4 separate regions of the Mus musculus genome follow, and regions 2, 3 and 4 are each linked to region 1. Evidence: chromatin loops called from intact Hi-C (ENCODE). Cell type or tissue: gastrocnemius. All regions are shown on one strand.

Evidence for each region. A loop is a pair of places that touch in the nucleus more often than their neighbours do. Peaks named below come from ENCODE experiments on the same cell type or tissue, not always from the same donor. Only the 100,000 strongest peaks of a DNase experiment are listed, where the experiment ranks them.
Region 2: it touches region 1 in a loop (4-fold over the local background); 3 of 42 quality-filtered maps call a loop at or near these places.
Region 3: a loop joins it to region 1, with 4 times the contacts of the local background. A loop is called at or near these places in 4 of 42 quality-filtered maps.
Region 4: it touches region 1 in a loop (4-fold over the local background); 3 of 42 quality-filtered maps call a loop at or near these places.

Annotation. Positions count from the first base shown.
Region 1 is chr1:92,341,225-92,346,224 of GRCm38, forward strand. No RefSeq gene overlaps it. Among named protein-coding and RNA genes, the nearest start is that of Gm35992, 36 kb to the right of the region's middle. In gastrocnemius, a CTCF peak has its summit at 2,251; a DNase peak (open chromatin) is centred at 2,780; H3K4me3 peaks cover 1,241 bases; H3K27ac peaks cover 4,520 bases.
Region 2 is chr1:92,014,050-92,019,049 of GRCm38, forward strand. All of the region lies in intron 4 of Hdac4 (histone deacetylase 4), which reads right to left. Among named protein-coding and RNA genes, the nearest start is that of Gm46242, 140 kb to the left of the region's middle. In gastrocnemius, a CTCF peak has its summit at 2,487; a DNase peak (open chromatin) is centred at 2,410; H3K4me3 peaks cover 1,130 bases; H3K27ac peaks cover 4,119 bases.
Region 3 is chr1:92,097,987-92,102,986 of GRCm38, forward strand. The region is part of intron 2 of Hdac4 (histone deacetylase 4); the gene reads right to left. Among named protein-coding and RNA genes, the nearest start is that of Hdac4, 80 kb to the right of the region's middle. In gastrocnemius, a CTCF peak has its summit at 2,593 (motif pointing left); DNase peaks (open chromatin) are centred at 1,687 and 2,556; H3K4me3 peaks cover 1,066 bases; H3K27ac peaks cover 5,000 bases.
Region 4 is chr1:92,114,450-92,119,449 of GRCm38, forward strand. All of the region lies in intron 2 of Hdac4 (histone deacetylase 4), which reads right to left. Among named protein-coding and RNA genes, the nearest start is that of Hdac4, 63 kb to the right of the region's middle. In gastrocnemius, a CTCF peak has its summit at 2,101; no DNase peak of the experiment used is centred here; H3K27ac peaks cover 4,616 bases.

The DNA.
Region 1 (5,000 bases):
CTCGTGGCAACACCAGCCAACATCAGCCAACACAAGAGGCTCTGAGGAAGTTGGGGTCAGGGTGGTCACAGGAGCTGCCTAGTCTCAGAGGCAGATCCAGGACTAGAATCTGTGTCTGGTTGCCTATTGACCCATGCAACCAACCAGTAGCAAGGCCTGGGAAATGGGGAGAGACAGAAAGCATCTGCAGCTATCCCAAGCAGGATGAAATTGCCTTACCACAGGCCTGCTCTCCGGAGAAGAAGGCTGAGGCTTCTGTGACCTGGCATGGCAGGGAGCTGTGAGAAGGAGCAGTTATTCAGGAAAACACAAACTGGACCACAAAGGCAGTCAGGAAGGAAAACCTGCTGCGATCCAGACTGAGGGACCAGCAAGGAGAAGATGTTAGGTCAAAAGCTAGTTTAGCCACAGAACACGGGGTCCTCTGGGCAGAAGACAGATAGAAAGAGACCCAGATGAGTGTGCAAAGGGAGTAGGCTAAGGACCTCACCTGCCCTAGGCTAGAATGGCCTACTGTCTGGGAAGGCTCTAAGCAGACTCCTCTCCTCAGGTTGCTTCTGGGCCCATGGCTATCATCTGTGGGTTACTGCAGAGCAGTCCTGAGAACCTGGGTCAGGTAAGTGACAGTTATTGGCCCAGTGTCCTGAGCAATTTCTTCCCAGTTCTGTGCTTTGACTTCTTGCTCTCTCAAAAGGATCCTCTCTTCCTCCAGAGAGATGCTGTGCAGTCGCCATCTCAGAGAAAACCTCCTCCCGCTCCCCACAGGGCCCAACATAGACACACACGGAAAGGACATACCCAAGGGACAGCCTGTGCAGATGTGCCCATGCCAGTGTGAGGCTCACCATCTCGCTGTCATTCCTCTGTGTCCACATGCTGACCAAGATGAAATCCACTCAGAACCTGCACTTGGAGATACTGATAGGATCAATGGGGTTTCCCAGGTTAGAACACACAAAAAGCAAATAGTAAACAAAGCCAAGCGTACTTAAAGGAGGTGAGCTCACATTTGTGCTTGATCTAGGAATGGCCTGGAACGCCCTGCCAGACCACAGCCTTGCACAGACCAGAGCAACCTTACTCAGAAAATACTTTTGCAAGGGCATCCACCCAGCCGTGGCCTGCCCGAGTTTGGACGGGCGCCACCTTGTTATTGATCCTTGAACACTCCTGTTTTAAGTCTCAGTGGAAGAAATGGCTGTTTCAAAACAGCTTGTGTGAGCCTCTCCATCTCGCCTGTAGAAATGTCCCCTTGTCTCTGTATCCTTGAATCTGCGGTGAGCTCCCCAGTCTCTGAAAATGTACTTGCTACTTGCGAGGTGACAGGAACGGAGAAGGGCAGGTTTAGGTGACACACTAAGGCCCTTTCAAGTCTTACCCCACACACGTCGTGTCAGCCAGCACTGTGGTAATGTTTTTAGGCACCAAGAGAGGACACAATCTGAAGGTGTCACCAAGGCATCAAGACAGCTACTCCCCCATAGGGCCAGGGGCTGCTGTCATCTAAGTGGCTTTTACTGAAGACTGGCTTGAATTTAAAATCTGATTTGATGCAGGGTAAGAACTAGAAAAACTGTAACCATAGCCTGTGGCTGTACTTCCCGGACTCATTCATGTCAGTGAGACAGACACAGAAGGCCTCTGTATGACCAGGAGACAGTGACCAGGAAAGCAATTGGAAGGTCCTAAGCTCAGGAAAGGGCTGGGGCTTTGAGTTGCTCTGGGCTGGATAGTGGGTCTTATATCAGAGACCTGGCCCTCAAGTGGGGACATAGTGTGAGTGTGGTCGACCAGTAAGCTCCTCTTTGCTACTCTATTCAAAATAAAAACAAACTCACCTTGGGACTGACCTCAGGAATCGGATCCGTGGTTGCTGAATGCTAATGGAGAAGCAGCTTAGTGGCCAGGGCTTGGGGGAAAGGGTCCCTGCTTCCCAGCTGTCACCCACGCTTGGCCTTGGTGGCACCACCCAGCCCTGCTCTCTACCAGGGCTCCTCATAAGCGGAACTGGCACCCATTCCTGTCTGCTTACCACTGTTGTCCCCTTCAGTGCAGTGCATTCCCCTAAAGCGTGTCCCCTGTCCTCATGGTGGCCCTGTCCTCTCCTGCCCTTGGCTCAGTATCCTCAGACCAGGTTGTTCTAACCCCACTTGGTTTCCTCCCCTCAAGCACAGTGGCTGAGTCTATGTCTGATTATGTCTCTCATTTGCACTTTGAACATCGGCAGGCTGTTTTCCTGAGAACCCTAGCTGCCATCCGCTTCCTGCAAGAAACAGCTGGCCCTTTGGAGTGTTGTCATAAGATACCCACCCTATGACTGATGCCAGCTCTTGGGCAATATAGCCTTTGGTTCTTGGTTCTCATGCCCTCTCTCCATGGCCCACACAGAACCTTCTGAGACCGTCTTCTTACTTCTCGAATGCGCTTTCAGTCTCCCACCTCCAGCTCTTCAAATGTAAGCCTTTTATCTCTCTTACCTCTGCCCAGCCAGAAAGCTCTATAGCAAATATATCAGGAATGTCTTCTTGGGGCTGGGTCACTGCCATGCACAACAGCCAGTTGGCAAGAACAAGGGGCTGGTCCCATGATGTTCAGGATGCAGACCAAGGTGGGGGAGAGAATGCAGAGGAGGGAGAGAGGGTGCCAGGGCAGATGCTAAATCTGTCACCAACCTGCAGGTGTGAGGGCCCAGCCTGGGTGTTGGGAGACAAGATAGGTCTCTTTCCTGCCAGAACATCTTCATGGCAGCTCCAGTTCCAAAGGCGTGGGTGACAGCTGGAGTGGCTGACCTCACTCAGTAAACTGAGCTCCACTGTAATCCATCTGCCTACTGGACATGCCAGCACCGGCTCACATAGCTGCCAAGCTTGGTGAGGACTGTGGGTGAGCACTGTTGTCTCTCCCATTTCCCTGCCTCCCTTGGAGTGCACCTCTGGAGACCTGGTCCAGAGAAGTTAATGTGCCCCACGCACACAGTGAGCAGGAAGCTGGGCTACCTCTCATCCTGGCCGGTGTGTTCCTGCCATACCTGGGCTGCCCAGTGCCCCTCTTCACATGTAGCCTTCTGCTCTCCAGCTCTCATTTCTAAAGACAGCCTGAGATATCGGGGTCATATACCATTCTCCGTTCCCAAGGGCTGCAGCACTCTAACATGACTCTCTTGGTGGAAATAGCCTCAGGACCCTGAAAGCCAACCTACCCCAACTTGCAAAGAAACTGGTAGACTCTGAGGCTCACCCTTCTCTCCAGTTCCTCAGATGTCTGGATTTCCAGCCCTTTCTCTCTTGCTCCACCCTCCTTGTTCCTGGGGCACTAAGGCAATTGCAGATGCCTATGAGAAGAGCCGCTCCCCTCTGCACAGCCAACCTTGAGGCTTTCAGGAGGGCTCCACCCACTCCTGATCACCCCAAACTACCTGGTTCAGTCTGTAGTTGGGAGTTGAGGATTTGGGGTGGAGTAGGGCACGTAGATAGGAGTTGAGGCTGCAGAAGCTACAGTGCTCCATGGTACAAGCTTTAGAGCCCAGGCTGTGGGCAGAGATCATAGAGGGTCTAGGACCCCTGAGGCAGAGAATGGAGTTGGAGGCTAGATTGTGTGCTAGAAGCAGTGGAGGAATTAGCTAGGGGAGGAGGATCCAGGCAAACTAAATGCTGGAGAGTGATAAAGGGACTTTTCCTTCCCACTGAGGCCCAGGGCTAGTGCCTGCCTGGCTGCTGGGGGGCCAGGACCCAGAGACAGCTAGTCTTCTTCTGTTGTAGTGATGTCCCCAGCCCAACAGATACTGTATGGGAACTGCCAGACCTATGAGTCTTGAACAAGCCAGGAACCGAGCAGATCTGCTGGGAATGCCTAACAGAAGCCCTCCAAGCTCCTTACCCCTATTACCATGAGTGAAGGATACCTCCTTCCTTGGATAAGATATGGGACTCCCCATCATCCCAGTTAACTCTAATGGAGGGCTGATAGTCACCATTCTGGGTCAGGACTGATGGTCACTCAGGTCTGGTTAAGTATCAGACTGTGGCTGGAATACAGGTCACTGGGTCCCACAGGTCACATGGTGCTTTGGAACTGGCCCTCCCTACCTTCTTCTGGGTATTTGAACCTGCCTCTACTTCCTCATCTTGCTCTCACTGCAAAGCCATGCCTCTTCTCTCTGCCTGGAGCTGGGCCCCTCCCCACACTGAGAGAAAGCACAACCACACAGGTTTGATGGGGCAGAATCCAAGTTTCAGGCAAGACGTGGCTTAGAAGCCTTCACTCTGCCCATCCCCCCTGCTGTCCACATGCCAGATGTTCAAGGCGAGTGTCACTGGTCCACACAGCCTATGAGACACCAACAGTCAGCTTGTGAAAGTGGGCTGCCCCTTCCTCGGGGTTGCAAAGTGAAAGGCAGCCCCACTTCTCAGCTCCTCATCACCAGTGTGAGAAACTGAGCAGGGCCTGGTCCCCAGCGAGTACAGAGTAAGTTCCGAGTTCTTGAGCAGCAGTTCTCAACCTGGAGGTCTTGACCCCTTTGTGGGGTTGCATATCAGATATTTACATTATGAGTCATTTAAAAGTAGCAAAATTACACTTATGAAGTAGCAAGGAAATAATAACACAAGGAACTGTATTAAAGGGTTACAGCACCAGGAAGGCTGAGAGCCACCGCTCTTGAAGGATGCTACTGGGGGCTAAGGGCACTCACTTCAGTCAACACATCACACGTGGAACTCAGCTCCACAGAGCATGTGCAAGCCTCTTCCCCTGTTGTTAATTAGGACGATTCATCCCGTTGACAGCTATGGGAGACTCTGTGTCAGGTTGAACAGAGACCAGGACAGGCTTTAGGGTACTAGCTTTTCTTAGTCAGGGCTACTGACATGATGAGACAAAGACATTGCAGGTCTTATGATCGCCATGCCTGATCACGATAAAGGCTAATCTTCATTGTCTACTTGATTGCTTTAGAATCACCTAGAAGGCATTCTTCTGGGTACATCTGTGGGGGTGTTTCC
Region 2 (5,000 bases), 330 kb before region 1:
CTCAGAGTGAGTGATCAATGATTAAGTATGGAGACAGTCTAGAACTGAACGTCCAGCTACCCAAGACTGTGTAGGTCACAGCACAGAATACAGCCATGACAGGAAACCAACAGAGGCTTGGGACCTTTGGCATGCTTTTCACTTAGACCTGAATCCTACAGCCTTAGAAGGAACTTGTGATGCTAAATTGCTACCTTGATTACCAACTGACTATAACTGGAAGCTACTGAAACCCCAGGCTGCTGGGCCCCCCTGTGAGGCATTTTCTTTTCTCTTTTTCTTCTTTTTTTTGAGACAGGGTGTATAGGCCTGGCTGGCCTAAAACGCAGAGATCCCTCTTCCTGCTGAGTGCAGGGTTAAAGGTGTGTACCAACATGCCTAGATTTGTGAGGGATTTCTTAATCAGATTATTTGAAGTAGAAAGAGCCACCCTAAATCTGGGCCACACCTTAGGGTGGCAGCACATATAAAGGAGATAGAAGAAGGAAAAGTTTGCTTTTGTTTGCTTGCCTTCACTCTCAATGGCAAATTCATCTGCCTTGTTACTGATACATTCATTCCTTGGCTGGTATTTATAGCTTACTTCTTTGGGATTCCAACACAGATTGAAGATCAGGACTTCTGTGCCAGACTGGGCTTACTGAGACATCTATCCTCAGAGATTGAGCAATTACTGTATTCTTAGCCTCTCCCTCATGAGACTACCAGACCAAAGCCTGTAAGCCAGTCTACTAAACCTCCTTTAGTGTGTGTGTGTGTGTGTGTGTGTGTGTAAAATATTTATCTCCACCATATCAGCTCTGTTCCTTTAGAGATCCCTGACTAAGAAAGAACAGTTTAAAAGAGGAAACTAAAGCAAAGAGGCAGCCTAATAAAGTTTTTACCTTAGGTGGACTGGCTCCTAAGCAGTTTCGATGATGCCCACATGGGAAAACAGCTAATCCTTCAGCATATGCTTGAATATATGAACTAGCTGTGAGGTCCAAGCATGTGCGCATATGAATGTACACAAATGTGGTTTCAGTAAACACGTGTGAAGATGGTTCCACTTCACACATGGAGTGTGTGCACTTCATATGCTGCCTCATGTCATCTCCAGCAAGACTTTATGGAAGACAAATAGATGTACCCAGAGATATGTCCAATCTCTCTGATGCTGGATGAGCACTCAAAAGAGGAGCTTAAGCCAACCTTCATGAACTACATATAGTGCTGCCAGGAGGTTAGTGCAGCCACAGCTAATCCTGACACACACATTGCAAGGTTCATGCTTCTAGAAGTGCCCAAGCTGCACACAGAAGGCCTTCTTGTACTCCCCTCTAACCACAGGCCTTACAGCTCCCTGGTTGGATTTCTTCCCAAGACTGTCTATCACCAGCTTCCACAGTCAACTACAGCACTGGGTAGACTGAGGGGGTGGGACTGTAAACTGCTCTGAGTTTGTTCCAATCAGAATCACAATATGCCACTTACTCAGCATGGGAAATTCAAGTCACATCATATCAAGAATGTGATGGAAAAGTGACAGCAATTGTATAATTGTTTCCACCCCAACAGTCAAACCTGTGTGGCCCAGGCATTGAGCCACTCAGATTACTTTCAATAAAACATAAGCATGAGCAAAATAAACAGGGCCACCAACTTATTCATACCATGGGCATAATAAAAGAGGTGCTGGTCCCTGTCCTGTGGGGCTATCCTGGAAGACCCAGGCAAATTCTCAGGCTACCATACCTACACAGACACCCTGGGGCTGACCTAACCTAGCCCCAGCCCCTAGGACAGAGGTTATAGCTCTGTTCTCACCTATGCTATACCTCCACAACCTGCCGAGTGAGCCTTCCTAGTCTAGCTTCCCTAATGCTATAGAAGTAAGCCAGAAGAGGTTAGAGCCTCAAGACTTCTCAGAGCTGTCCAGTCACAACTGTGGTTGTGTGCAACAAAGATTTACTGGGCAGACTGAGCAGGTGGCACTGTCTGTTTATGTAAACTTTATGTCCCTGTTTATGTAAACTTTCCAGAGCTCTCCTGAGAAAATCAGTTACTAAGAAGATTCATGGGGCAAAGGTCATTTGCAGCCGGGTGTATGGCAGATTAACTGGAGAGGGTACAGGAATTCCCCATAACAGCTTAGAGAAAGAGACTGAGAGAACACTGAAAGACTGCCCAGGCCTGCCCAGACCCTACAATGGCTACCTTCCCCACAGAAAGGCCACTTGCAGAAAGCTTAACACTGTGTCTAGCAACAGTGGGTGCAGGGGGCGGTCAGAGAAGGCCAGCAGAGACTCCTGGCTCTCTGGTTTATATTTCAAACAGCCACTAAAATGGCCTCTAAAGTGGATCTCTGCCCTGAGCTGGCAGCATGCTTCAGCAGAGTATGAGGTGACACAGCAGGAAGGGAAGATGGGCAGGCCAGCTGCCTGGCTTGGTCTATCCTCACAGAAGCACCACACACTTTGCTTGCTGCCTTCCCCATGCTTCCACGGGGCAGCAGTATTGCCCCACAATGAAGACGAAATGACAAGGAGTGTGAAAACACTCTGAAAGTTTGATATGAGGTTGGCATGTGTACTTCCACAGTTTTATCTTGAGTCTGTTTCTGAAAGACATCCCCTAAAGAGGACAGTGTCTCACGGAGGACAGCTGAAAGTCAGAGGAAGTTATCAGCAAGTTACAACCTAGCTGGATGGATGGGACAAGGGACCAAACCCAAGTCTCAAAATTGCATCCTCACTTGGCCACCCTTGTTGATAGCAGTCAATATATAGATAAATCTAACATAAGTCAGGATCTAAGCTCCTCTCAGCCAATGGCACTGAGCCACTGAACCCAGCTCCAGTTCTTATAATAACTTCAGAACAGTAACATTTTTCTATCCTTTATGGGAAAATCAGGTTATAACACTTTGTACTAAGCTTCATTCCAAGAGACTACTCCCAGCCATTCTAGGAAAGCCCCATTGTATAGTCCACATATTCATGGACTCTAGGGCTGCTAGAATAACATCTGTGAATAAGTAGGGTCAGTCAGAGAGTTCTTAAAGGTATGGTGGTGGTGTCCACAGGTAATGCACCCTCAATGGGTCACTAGGCAACTGGCATCAGGTTAACTTTTTACCTGCTTTAATCACCTTTGGAAAGCAAACATGGTGACATTTTTAAAAATAATAGTGCAATCATTTTATAATCATCCATTCCAAGAAACAGCCCTAAACAACTAGCTCTGCTCAGAGACACCCAACTCAGGAGCATGGAGTAGGTCATTGATGAAGAGTCTCTCTGTATTTTCCCTTAGTAACTAGAAGTAAAGCGAGTATCCTGTTATAGTCAAAAAGACATGCAAACCTGAAATTTAAAGAGATACAGATTGCAAATAATGGCCAGATTCCCAAAGACACCCCAGAACAATGCTGCTGGTCCTGTGTGTGTCACGACATCTTGAGGTCATGTTGCTAGGGCAGAAAGAACTAACCAGATCTGTGTTCCTCAGCCCATTACCACAGAACACTGTCAGTGACCGTTTATGACCCAGGCACTCGGAGCTTTGCTTCTTTCCTTTCTTTGACCACACACGGTATCTGTCACAAGAATCTCCCTCCTTGGTTCCACAAGGGCTGGGCCTGTACTGTCCAGTGAGAAGACACCACTGAGTGTAGAATTCAGACCATAATAACAAGCCTTCTGGAAGAGCTGACTTTACACTGGGTAAAGTCAGCTATCTGCACGTAGTAACTCACTACCATATCCAAGACTCTGCCAAGGTAGAGGGAGAATGCCGAGAAGAGATCTTCGGCAGATGCAATCCATATCACCACAGGACAGTTTAGAATAAGATAACCACAGTGTGGTGGCTCCAATGAGAATATGCTGGCATAGGCTCACATACTGGAATACTTGGTCCCCAGTTGGTGGAACTGTTTGGGAAGGGTTAGGAAGTGTACCACTAGGGGCAGGCTTTGAGGTTTCAAAAGCACACATCATTCTCAGGATGTGCCCATGCAGCTACTGTGCGGGTGCCAGGCCTCCTGCCTGTTCCCATGCTCCCTGCCATGATGGTCGTGGGCTCACCCTTTGAAACCATGAGTCCCCCAATTCTGTGACAGAGAGCACAAAATATTGTGTTGAGAATAACCAGAAGATAAACCTTTTGCAGAGGAGGCTACTGTTGTGTGCCTCTTGGTATAAAAGTGCCTGCAGTAGGAACAGGAAATTCTGTTTTAAAAGAAAAGAAATATAGGAACTCTTCTATAAACTGCCTTGGCCATGGTGCTTTATCATAGTCACAGAAAAATAAGACACACAGACAAAATTTTCTAACAAAACAAAAACAAATACAGTAACAGCAAGGCCACTATTCTAACTGGAACTTAAACCAGGTTCACTTTTAAGCCAATGCTCAGTTTTGAGCCACATACTTAACTCAAACTTAGTTTAATTGACCCCAACTTTTAAATTTACTAGACATTCAATTTAATAGACATTTTTTTTCGTGTAAACCCAATCAGACTTTTTAAAAGTGAACAAAGATAAAAGCCTTCTTTGCTAACAGGCCTTAAATGCTGAGGAAAGTGTTCACCCACTGCTCCAGCAGGGCAGAGAACCTTCTGGGTCTCTAGGAAGCTCCCATTATCCCTACTGACTACTGACCAGCCAATCAGAAGAGGTTACAGTCAAGCTCAAGTCTCATGACACATGGTACTAACATCTTAATGCTGCTCACGGCACTGCTCAAACACCAACCTTTCTGTCACACCCTCAACAGAACTCAAGCTGAAGCAACGTAGGAAAACTGTTCTGTGGATCAGGGGGCTACTTTTGACCCTAATATTCCTAGGGCAGGAATGTCAGGTACTGTGTGAGAGCCTGCATGGTGTGTGTGTCCTACAGCCACATGTGCCCAGCTGATTTAAGAGGCATATAGACTTTACATGATAGATGGTCCCCACACAGGTTTTTTTTCTCAAAGATGTATGTTAGTTATTTTTCCATTATTGTGACAAA
Region 3 (5,000 bases), 240 kb before region 1:
AACACACACAACACTCACATACTAAATTTTAAGTTTCTTAAAAAAGGATCATCTTTAACAGAAAAGGTAGCTACAATTTACAAATTATTAAATTCAATATAAGATCTTTATAGGAAAAAAAAGTATAAAAACCAACTAAAAGACATAGAAGTACAAAGTCCTGAACCCAATCTGAAGGACCAGGGCATATGTGGGTGGTAAATATAAAAGACCTGATTATGAGGTAAAGCGGTTTGCCTCCAAGCATGGCAACCTGAATTCAAGCCCCAAAATCCACACGTGACTGAGGGTTTCCTCTTATGGACACATGTAACTGTGGCACACCACACACTTACACACATAAACAAGCAAGCAAGCAAACCCATTAATACAAAAAGTTACAAGAGACCTGACAACAAACTAGGCAAGTAAATATACTGTGAACAGGTCAGTTCTCAACCAAATAAATCCATATATATTGAATATATGTATAACAAACAAAGTTTTCATTTTGACTTTGAAAGGAACTTGCTCTCAGAGATGTCACCACTATGGAGGAGCTGGTGTGGTGACAGGGTGGTAACAGGAAAGTTCCCCTAAGAGGCTGGAGCCCATGCCAAGGAGCCTATGAACAAGAGAAGTGCCCCTGGGACCAGGACAGGAACACTGTGAATGAGCAAAGCTGGACACCAACAGCATGACCCTGACACATGACAGTGCAGCTGCTCAGGGGAAGGACAAAAGCTCCGACATCAAGGGAACATGGGAAGGGGGATGAAGACCATCCCTGCTCCAAAGACTCACTCCAACGAAGACAGAACTTCCAACGCTACTGGAGAATCAAGGGCTAGCAATCTATAGCCTAGGTAGAAGCTTCACTGCTGTTTTGTTTCTTAATAAAATATAAAAGATAAACCACCAAAGGAAAAATGTTAAGTTTTGGCTCAGCCACAGTACAATTTAAGAAGCATTTTTGTATATAATCTTTCTTGTACTAAATAATGTCTTTAAAACCATGCTTGACAGTAATCAGAGAAAAATCCACTTTTTAAATTAAAACCTAAGAATATACTAATAGTTTTTAATAAATTTGTTATTTCTTTTCCAAATATGAGCTATTATTTCCTGTATTATTACTCTTACATGGTTCCATGCTCAGTTAAATCCTCACGTGGGGAAGAGAAGCCTTCCCAAAAAGCTGACCATGGGGACAGCCAGTGCCAATGACACAGGGACCCCACAAACCAAGGCACATCTATTTTCATTGCTGAAGGACATTTCTTTCTGTGTATAACAAGAGGAGGGGGAGATCTCTGAGATTTCCAACAGAGTTTTAGACAGACAAGGGATTCTGAGTCCCATCAATTACAAATTAAGGTTCTCAATTTGAAAAGCTTTATACAATATGATTGGCAGAATAAATAATCTAGACAGCAAGAAAACTGAAAGGAAAGAGCTGCTCAGAAGTGGGTGCCCACCCCACTTTATCATGTATGTCCCACAGGATGTCTGCATGTCCCGGGGTAACTCTCAAACAGAAACCTATACTACTAACAAAGGACTCAGCTGCACAGGCTCCCTGGGCCTTGTGCAATGGAACACAAGGATCACCAACACAAGGACCTGGGAGTTTTGTGAGAAAGCCAAGAACCAAGGCAGGGAACGGACTTGCAAGTCATCCTGGCCTGCCATGACTGGCCCAGGCTGGCCAGGCCAAGTGTGAGCTTCCAGGGCCAGCTGCGGGGCCAAGGACTGCCTTCCTGGCCAACAAGACAAGCCACAACAGCTGTGACACTGACGACGGGCACACTAAAATAGAAGGGTGTTTGTTTGCATCTCCTGTGATAAAGACCTGTGTGGGGGTGGAGCACTGAGAAGACCAGAGCAGACTGGAGTGAGATTTTAATAAAGTTAAATAAAGCCTTGTGCAGTATTATATGCCTACAATCCCAACTACTGTCAGGAGGGTTCAAAGTTCAAGGCTAGCCTGCACAACAGCATGAAACCTGTCTAAAAATACAAAGAAAGATGGTCAGCTCATCACCTAAAGAGAGACTAGGGAGCTGGGTGGCTCTGGAAACAGGCACATACTCCCCTCCCTGAACTGGGGCTGTGCGGGTGCCAGTATGTAATACCTCATGGGAGAACCCACAGCCAGCCTGCTGCCAGGGCCTAGAGTACAAAAACAGCTTTAGAAGACAGCATACAATTAACACAGCAACAATCATCTTCCTAATTTAGGGTAATCTCTGCTTCGTAGCCCTTTTTGGCAGTGGGTGTACTAGAGCTATCTGTGTGGGTGCTTTTCATCTGGTTACTCGACGTCCCCAGTTGGAAGATATCAAGGAAGATCTTAAATGTCCACTAGCACCTTCTAGAGAAAGGGTGAGACTCAAAAGAGTTAGTAGGCCTTGCCCTCCCAGAAGAAGGAATGTTTGTTCGCAAGAGTTCATGACTACTGATCAGGCTTTTGTCTGCAGCCTGGCAGCAGATCAGGGTAGGACACTGCTGTTGGGGCAAAAGCCTGGCTGGGGGTGGGAGGGATTGGAACTTCAGCTCTCTGAAAGAAGTGGGGACACAGAGACAGGTCTGGCCCCTGGTGGCTGGGAACCTGGGTGCAGTATAAGAGTGTCAACAGTTCAGGTGACCCTGTGCACTGCCTGTCGAGGAGCACCAAGTGCTGTCTTTGGTCTGGCCCACAGGCATTGAGGTCCAGGTTCATCCAGTCCTGGCTCCAAAGAAAGCAGAGTTCTCTGGCACAGTGCTCTGGGTGAGAACACAACCTCTGGCCAGCATTTGTTGTTTGCTGGACATGTGACGCAAAGGCTTTTGAGAGCTTCTGAGAGAGAATAGCAACCCCATAAACACAGACGTCCTTGAGGCAGGGGCCAAGAGAATCCAAGAATCTGATGGACTGGGGGCAGTGACCCAGATGCACTACAAGAGCCTTGTACCACAGCGGACAGGCATAGAGCCTGGAAACAGAGACCTACCAAAACTTTATTTAAAATCACCTATCTTTATTCCAGAAAAGCAAATCAAAGTCTATCTGGGGATTCAAACAAAGTAATGAGTGAAGTCAGGTCCAGTGACCAGTGATCACAGGCACAGCCATTGGACCAAAGAAAGAAAATTTTATTTCTCTCTCTGTTTTTTCTCCTTTTAGAGGAGGAAGGCAGAATAGAAGACAGCCAGTGAGGCCATCTTTCACAAAAACCTTTAACTGTTTTTTGTTTGTTTGTTTTAAAAAAAAAAAAAAAAGCCTACAAGGGACCAAACCCCACATGGGAAAGGTACCCAACAGCACCCCACAGGCAAGTTCATTCCAGCTCTCTGGCAGGCACGAAGTCAGTAACTTTAAATTATCACATCACAATAAACAATAAGCCCCATTAGATGTATGTAGCCTTACTTTAAAGAACATGCAACCAAACATCCCTACAGTAATATACCAGGAATAGCTACTAGCCTGGGGGTTGAAGGAACCCAGAGCCTCCAACCCCACCCCCAACAGAGGCCTATGAAGGGACTGAGATCTATGGAATTTGGATTCCTTGAAATAGCAGAGGCCAGCTGACTTTTGAACTTTAGGGTCCCAGGATTTCGATATAGTAGCTGTCCTTAGAATGATGGAGATTCCCTTTCCAGAAGTTTGGCTAAGACCTGATCCTTTCCCAATGTTAGTGAAGAATTTTAAGCATCTTGCAGAAAACTCACTTTTAGAAATAAAGTGCCCAACCCAAAGATTAATAAACATGGCACAGTCGAGCCCAAGGAGTGAAGACACAAGGCGGGACTCCAGAGAAGCAGGAAGGCCAGACCCTGGCTACCCCGAGGAACTGAGGAGCAGGGAGAACTCAGGCCTTCTGGTGTCTTGTAGCTGCTGCCCAGGTTGTTCTATTTGTCTTCTCTCTGGATCCACTCAAGGCCCACACTGAGATACTGGCCTATGCTCCATGAACACTCTAAGTGGTTGGCTTGAAGACCCCAGAGGCAGCAAACCTGCCCTCCTTTCTTCCTTCCTGGTGGAAACCAAGGCAATGGGCATTTACTAATAAGCACCTGCTGGGGGTAAACACTGAGAGAAGACTTCAAATGCCATAAGAAAAAATATAGCAAACCACCCACAGAAATGTCTATAGAGGGAGCCAGGCCACCCTTCCTCATCACCAGCCTGTCTCCCAATCATCCTACAGGAGCTGCTAATTCTCAAATAAAACAACACACTTTGGCAAGCACGCCAAGTACTGTAGGTCAGGCAACACTGATGTCCAAATACAAGTACCCTTCATGCTATTATCCAAGAGGACATGGAGGACCAAGTTCACCACACAGGTACCTCCCCTTCAGAAGAGGGTGACACTTCAAGCCAGAGGACCTAGAGGGAGGAGCAACATGAGGCCCATCTCATCATTATAGGGGAATGGGTAATGTCAGTTTTTGGAAGAACAACTTGCAAAAGAAGATATATAAGCAATCCTATCTACTTTGTGGGCAGAGTTGTCTGGAAGCAGGGACAGGATGATAGCAATCAGGACACTACTTAGCTACCAGGGCAGGCAGGAGGTGGCCATGGGGGGAGACGGGGAGGAAGAAGAGGGAGGGGTAGGGGAGGGGAAAAGGGGGAGCGAAGAGGAGGAGGAAGAGGAGGAGGAAAGCAGAGGCACGAATGAATGTTAAGGGTAGAGGAGAGCAAGCAGCCTGTGACAGGCATGCTTCATGTGGTGTGGGACAGTGATACACCACACAGGCTGGCCCAGGCTGGACAGAAAACTAAGCCAGGGCCTTGGTGAAGGAAGCAAAGGGTTTCTTTCTATACCTTCATAGTTGCTTGGGCTTTGTTTTACTCTGGTTCTGGGGGTGGAAGCCAAGGCTTTGAGGCTAAAGAGCAAGCATGCCACCATTGAGAGGCATCTCCAGCCATTTCAGGGGCAAGGGGAGGAAGGATAAATGTGAGAGGAGACAGGGCCATGCTACCTAATCGAAGTCACAATCTATCTATTAGTACCACAGGTATGTAC
Region 4 (5,000 bases), 230 kb before region 1:
GTCCCACCGTAACAGAGAACAGCCTATCTGTCTCTTGCCTCTCATTTCTTCTTCCTTGCATTTCATACTGGACTCTCAGGCCCCTAGTTTAGCCCCCAAAGAATAGAGGCCTGTTCACAGAGCTAGAGTTCTAGAGTTCACTCAGGCATTAGACCTTTGTGGGAAAGCTAAAAAAAAAAAAAAAAAAAAAAAAAAACCCTCACCCCTTAACGAGTCTACAGCTGATGAGCCTCCATGTCACATGACAGCATCACCATTGAAAATGGCCATATGTCCCATGCCCAACCAAGGGGCAGAGCAGCAATGCCACCTAAGCAAGGATGGGATCTCAGGACTCTCTTCTTAGAGGGGCACTCAGCACTAGTGCCAGAGTTTCAGTGCCAGGGCCCCAGACCCTGAGGGCCAGACAAAAGGGAGGTCATCTGCCCACTGTTTATCTCCATCACACAGAGCCAGAGGTGACAGTACAACCCACCTTTCCAGAGCAGGCTCACCAGGGTAAGTTCCCACATGGCACCCAGAAGGTTCACTCAGGCACACATGCAGGTACACTTTCATATGTGTTCTTTCCCCCCTTAACCATCTGATGAGTCAAGTCATCAGTAAAATCCAAGCAAAAACTTCCCATTGCCCTACATCCTAAACACAACCCTGTGTGCTATTTATGGGGTGTATGGCGAGGGGTAAAGTTTCTACCATGGCACTTTCAAGCATGAATGCTGTCGGACTTGGCTCTTTGTCATCATCTGTTCTATGCTGCAGAGGAAAGACAAACCACTCTTTTCTTTGATTATCCAACTAGTGAAAACTTTCACACTGGTCTTTATGAAAATGGACACTAACTCAGAAACAGGCATGGCGCCCTAAGGGGGAAGTTGATGATTGTTGTGCCAAAACCCCAGAGCACTCACCAGAACAAGCACAGAAAAAAGGAGAGTGAGCAGAGCTCTATCCCATAGCTGGACACAAGCTGCAAAACAGAGGCTTCAACAGTCTAGGACAGTGGTCACAGGCTCAGGACCAGCAGGATCCCGGTGACCCAGGCAGGACCCCTGCCCTTTAGGCTTCCTCAACTACAGGAGCTGGAAGTCACAAGCTCCAGCTCCACTTGTAAGCCCCACTGACAGCCTATAGGCAGGCTACCACTGTGCTTGCTGTAGGGAGGCCGGGAGGAAAAGAAGCTGGAGACAGTGGCCTGGAGCAGCTTACAAGGAAGACTATCCCAGAAGAAGGCTGAGGGAAGTCCTCCTTTGATCTCTGCCCAAATACCTTTGGGGAACCCAAAAGTGGGGTGGTGACTGGATAAGGAAGCTCTCCTCTGTCCCTGTCTCTCTCTACCAAGCTGGCTTCTACATGGATTCATTCCATAGTTTAAATGTGCTCTATATGGAGAACAAGAAAAGTCCTTGAAAAAAAGAACTAGATGGGATGTCTCTGAGGTAACCAGGAACTGATCTTATTGTCTCAGAACTGAGAAGCTGGGGCAAGGACCCCGAGATACGTATAATTCAAGAACAGTTTTTCTTGGAACTGAACTCAGGCTTGAAACTCCAAGTTGTAGGGACTATACCTACGGCCCTTCAATGAGCCACATGCAATCTGGCAGTCCACCTGGGAATCACCTGGCTGTCCCCAGCATTAACAAGCATGGCCAGGCTAATCCCCAGCTCCTCTCAGCACCCAGGTTATTCCAGCTCTCTGCTCAGTCACATCAGAGCTTCCAGCAGAGCTAATGCTCCATACAACGGCCAACTGAGGACAAAGCAAAGCCTGAAAGAGGACCCTGTTCCTGCCAGCATGACCATATCACCTGCAAAGATGTGTTCGGCAGGCCACAAAAGAATGTCACAGGAGACAGGAGTTCAAAGCAAGGCAAATCTGGGGACAAGGCCAAACATAAGTCTGCCACTGGCTTGAATGGAGCATATCCAGAGAGAAGGTGCCCTTGAAGGCTCAGAGCCACAGATCGTCTTGCTGTGAACAGCTGGTGAGCCCTGACAGACATCCTCGGTTCATGTACTCTGAGGTGTGTTCTAAGCAGTGTCTTAGCCACTACTCAAGTATAAACATGCCAGAATCCCCCTGGAGGACTGTGTCAGCAACACATACACTGTCCACAGAAAGTTCTAAGAATAAAAATCATCATAATAAGCCATAAGGAGGTACTGGACCAGGAAAGCAGTAGCAGGTTATTAGACAGTCCTGTTACTACTTAACAGCTGTGCAGGCCCCAGAGAGCTCCCAAACTCCCTATGCCTCAGTTTCTCATCTGCCAAAAGGGAATATGACAACCAACCTTTCCTGGAGGGACATGAAGAATTAAATGAGATTATATGTACTAATCATTGTGTGTGTGTGTGTGTGTGTGTGTGTGTGTGTGTGTGTAAGCTCATTTTTTAACTGTGCCTAACAAATACCAATATTAGTAGTGGTTATATATTTAAAAATGAGCTGTAAGCCAGGCAGTGGTGGCACACACCTTTAATCCGAGCACTTGGGAAGCAGAGGCAGGTGGATTTCTGAGTTCGAGGCCAGCCTGGTCTTCAGAGTGAGTTCTACACAGAGAAACCCTGTCTCTAAAACACCAAAAAAAGAGCTGTATAAAGTAAAAATAATTATAATCCTTGAAATTTTAAACTAAATGAACGAATTAAATAATGAAGTAGCTAGAGCTGAAGGGAGATTTGTTCAACAGTGAAAAGCACTACAGAAGTAATTCAGAGAGGACTTGCAGAAACTAAAGCTTGGGTCTCAGCACCCATATCAGGCAGCTCACACCTGTAATTCCAGTTCCAAGGGATCCAATGTTCTCTTCTAGACTCCATCTGCACTCAAATATGCACATACCCCCACATAGAAACACATATACTCCTATTTAAAATAAACCTCCCAAAGGCACAGTGGGAATGGGGTGGGGTGGGGGTGGGGGGTTGGGGAGAGGCCAGAGAAAAATATACAACATAACTAGTATTCCAAAAAGAAAGATTTTGGACAGAAATGTACATTTTGAGAATGTTATACCTGAGGCAGCATGGTGCTGGCACAATGACCAGACACAGCCAGGTAAAAGGACAGATTCCAGCAAGGGTGACAGTAGCATGATACAACAGGGACCTGTAAATAAACAGCATTGGGACAACAGGAGGGTGATCTGGGTTAGGATAAAATTAGACCAAAACACCACCACACCCAAGAGCAACCTCTCAACAGGCAGGGTATGATACATACTCACCACACAGCACAAGGGACAAGGAGGAACCCCGATGGCTACACAGAAGCTGCTTCCCACCGGAGATCCCAGTACAGGTGCAGAAAGTGCACAGTGGGTGCGACTCTGAGAAGGCTTATGTGGTAAATGAGTGCAATAAAGTGTCGAAAGCAGCAGGTAAAGAGGGGAACCATGGGTAAATGTGTAGCTAGTAGTCATGGTCCCTCCTATGACGAACTCTGGAAAAGCCTGGAACCAAGTCCAACATGCCAACAGAAAAACAGCCTTTGGGAAGGAAGAGAGGCTCTGGATTTATCCAGACAGCAAGTAAGAAGAGATAATCTGCTAGCACAGTATGCCTATAGGAACCACCTACCATGCCAGACCCAGCTAGTAGGACTATAAAATAGTACTCTCTCTATGCATGAAATTTTGGAAATTGTAACAAAATTACTTATATACATATTAACTTTTTTACATAAATCACTTCCCTACAGTAACTCAGACAACACAACCCCTATAAGGTCATACATATGGCTACTCCCACAGTAAAGTCCCAGTGGGCATACTGCCATATTCCCTTTATAGGGTACCTAGTTGATAGAGTCAACTGTTAAAGAGCTTCAAACAAGCAGGCATCCAGAGCCCAGTAGATGTCAGGAGTCAGTGACGATGCCTGTGAACATCCTTGCATGATGCAGAGGGAATGTGTACTCCTGCTCTATCACACAAGCTACCCCAAGGTCAGGGTGAGCAGGAGAGAATCTCCAAAGCTCACTGCCACACGGAACATAGTCAGCTCCATATGCACAAAGGAAGACCAACAAATGAGAACCAGTATGAAGAGAGAAGTTGAAATGAAACATAGACACGTGGATCGAGCCATGTTTCACACAGAAGTGGGCTCTCTGAAGCACGCTGGACACAAGGTTTGGTCCTATGCCTTCGAAGGATGCTGAGTTCTGGTCACTGAGTTTCTTTTTCAAACAAACAAAAAAAAAAAAAACAGAGACATGTTTTGTTGTTGTTGTTATTTTAATATTCTAAAGTTGAACAAATGAACAAATCATTTTTTACATTCTGGGTGCTAAGTACTTTACTGTCCATGGAAATATCAACTCTGAAGAGACAAGACAGCCCGGGGCCACCACAATGCTGAGTGGAACTGGAGGTACAGGTACAAGCATAAGGGATTTACATACAAGAACCCAAAATAGAGCTGCATTCAATTACCTCTTTAGTTGAGCCCCAGTTGTATGCTGGGCCATAGCACTTGAAGCATGTTTCTAAAAGCTGTTTCCAAGGGGCTGGGGAGATGGCTCAGCAGACAAAGTGCTCACCATGTTAAACCTGATGACCTCAATTCAGGTATCTAGCACCACACAAACACTGGGCATGGTGGTGAGCAACCATGATCCTAGCAGTAGAAAGGCAAAAGAGGGTCGCTAAGGTTCCACTGTCAGCCAGTGTAGCCTAAAGGAAGAGTTTGAGGTTCAGTGAGAAGCCTTGTTTCAAAATGGAGAGCAACAGAGGAAGACACCAGATGTCAACTTCTAGTGTATCCACCCCATACACGGGGTATACTCACACACACACACACACACACACACACACACACACACACACACACATCAAAAACAACTTTGAGGCCTCATAAAGGAACAGCAACCCCAGGACTGGAACACTGTACTGAGTCAGCATGAAGAGGGGCCTTAGGTTCTGGGGACCTGCCAGTGGCGTCAGAACAAGAACTGCTATGAGTCAGATCTGGGGCAGCCTGAGCACCACAATG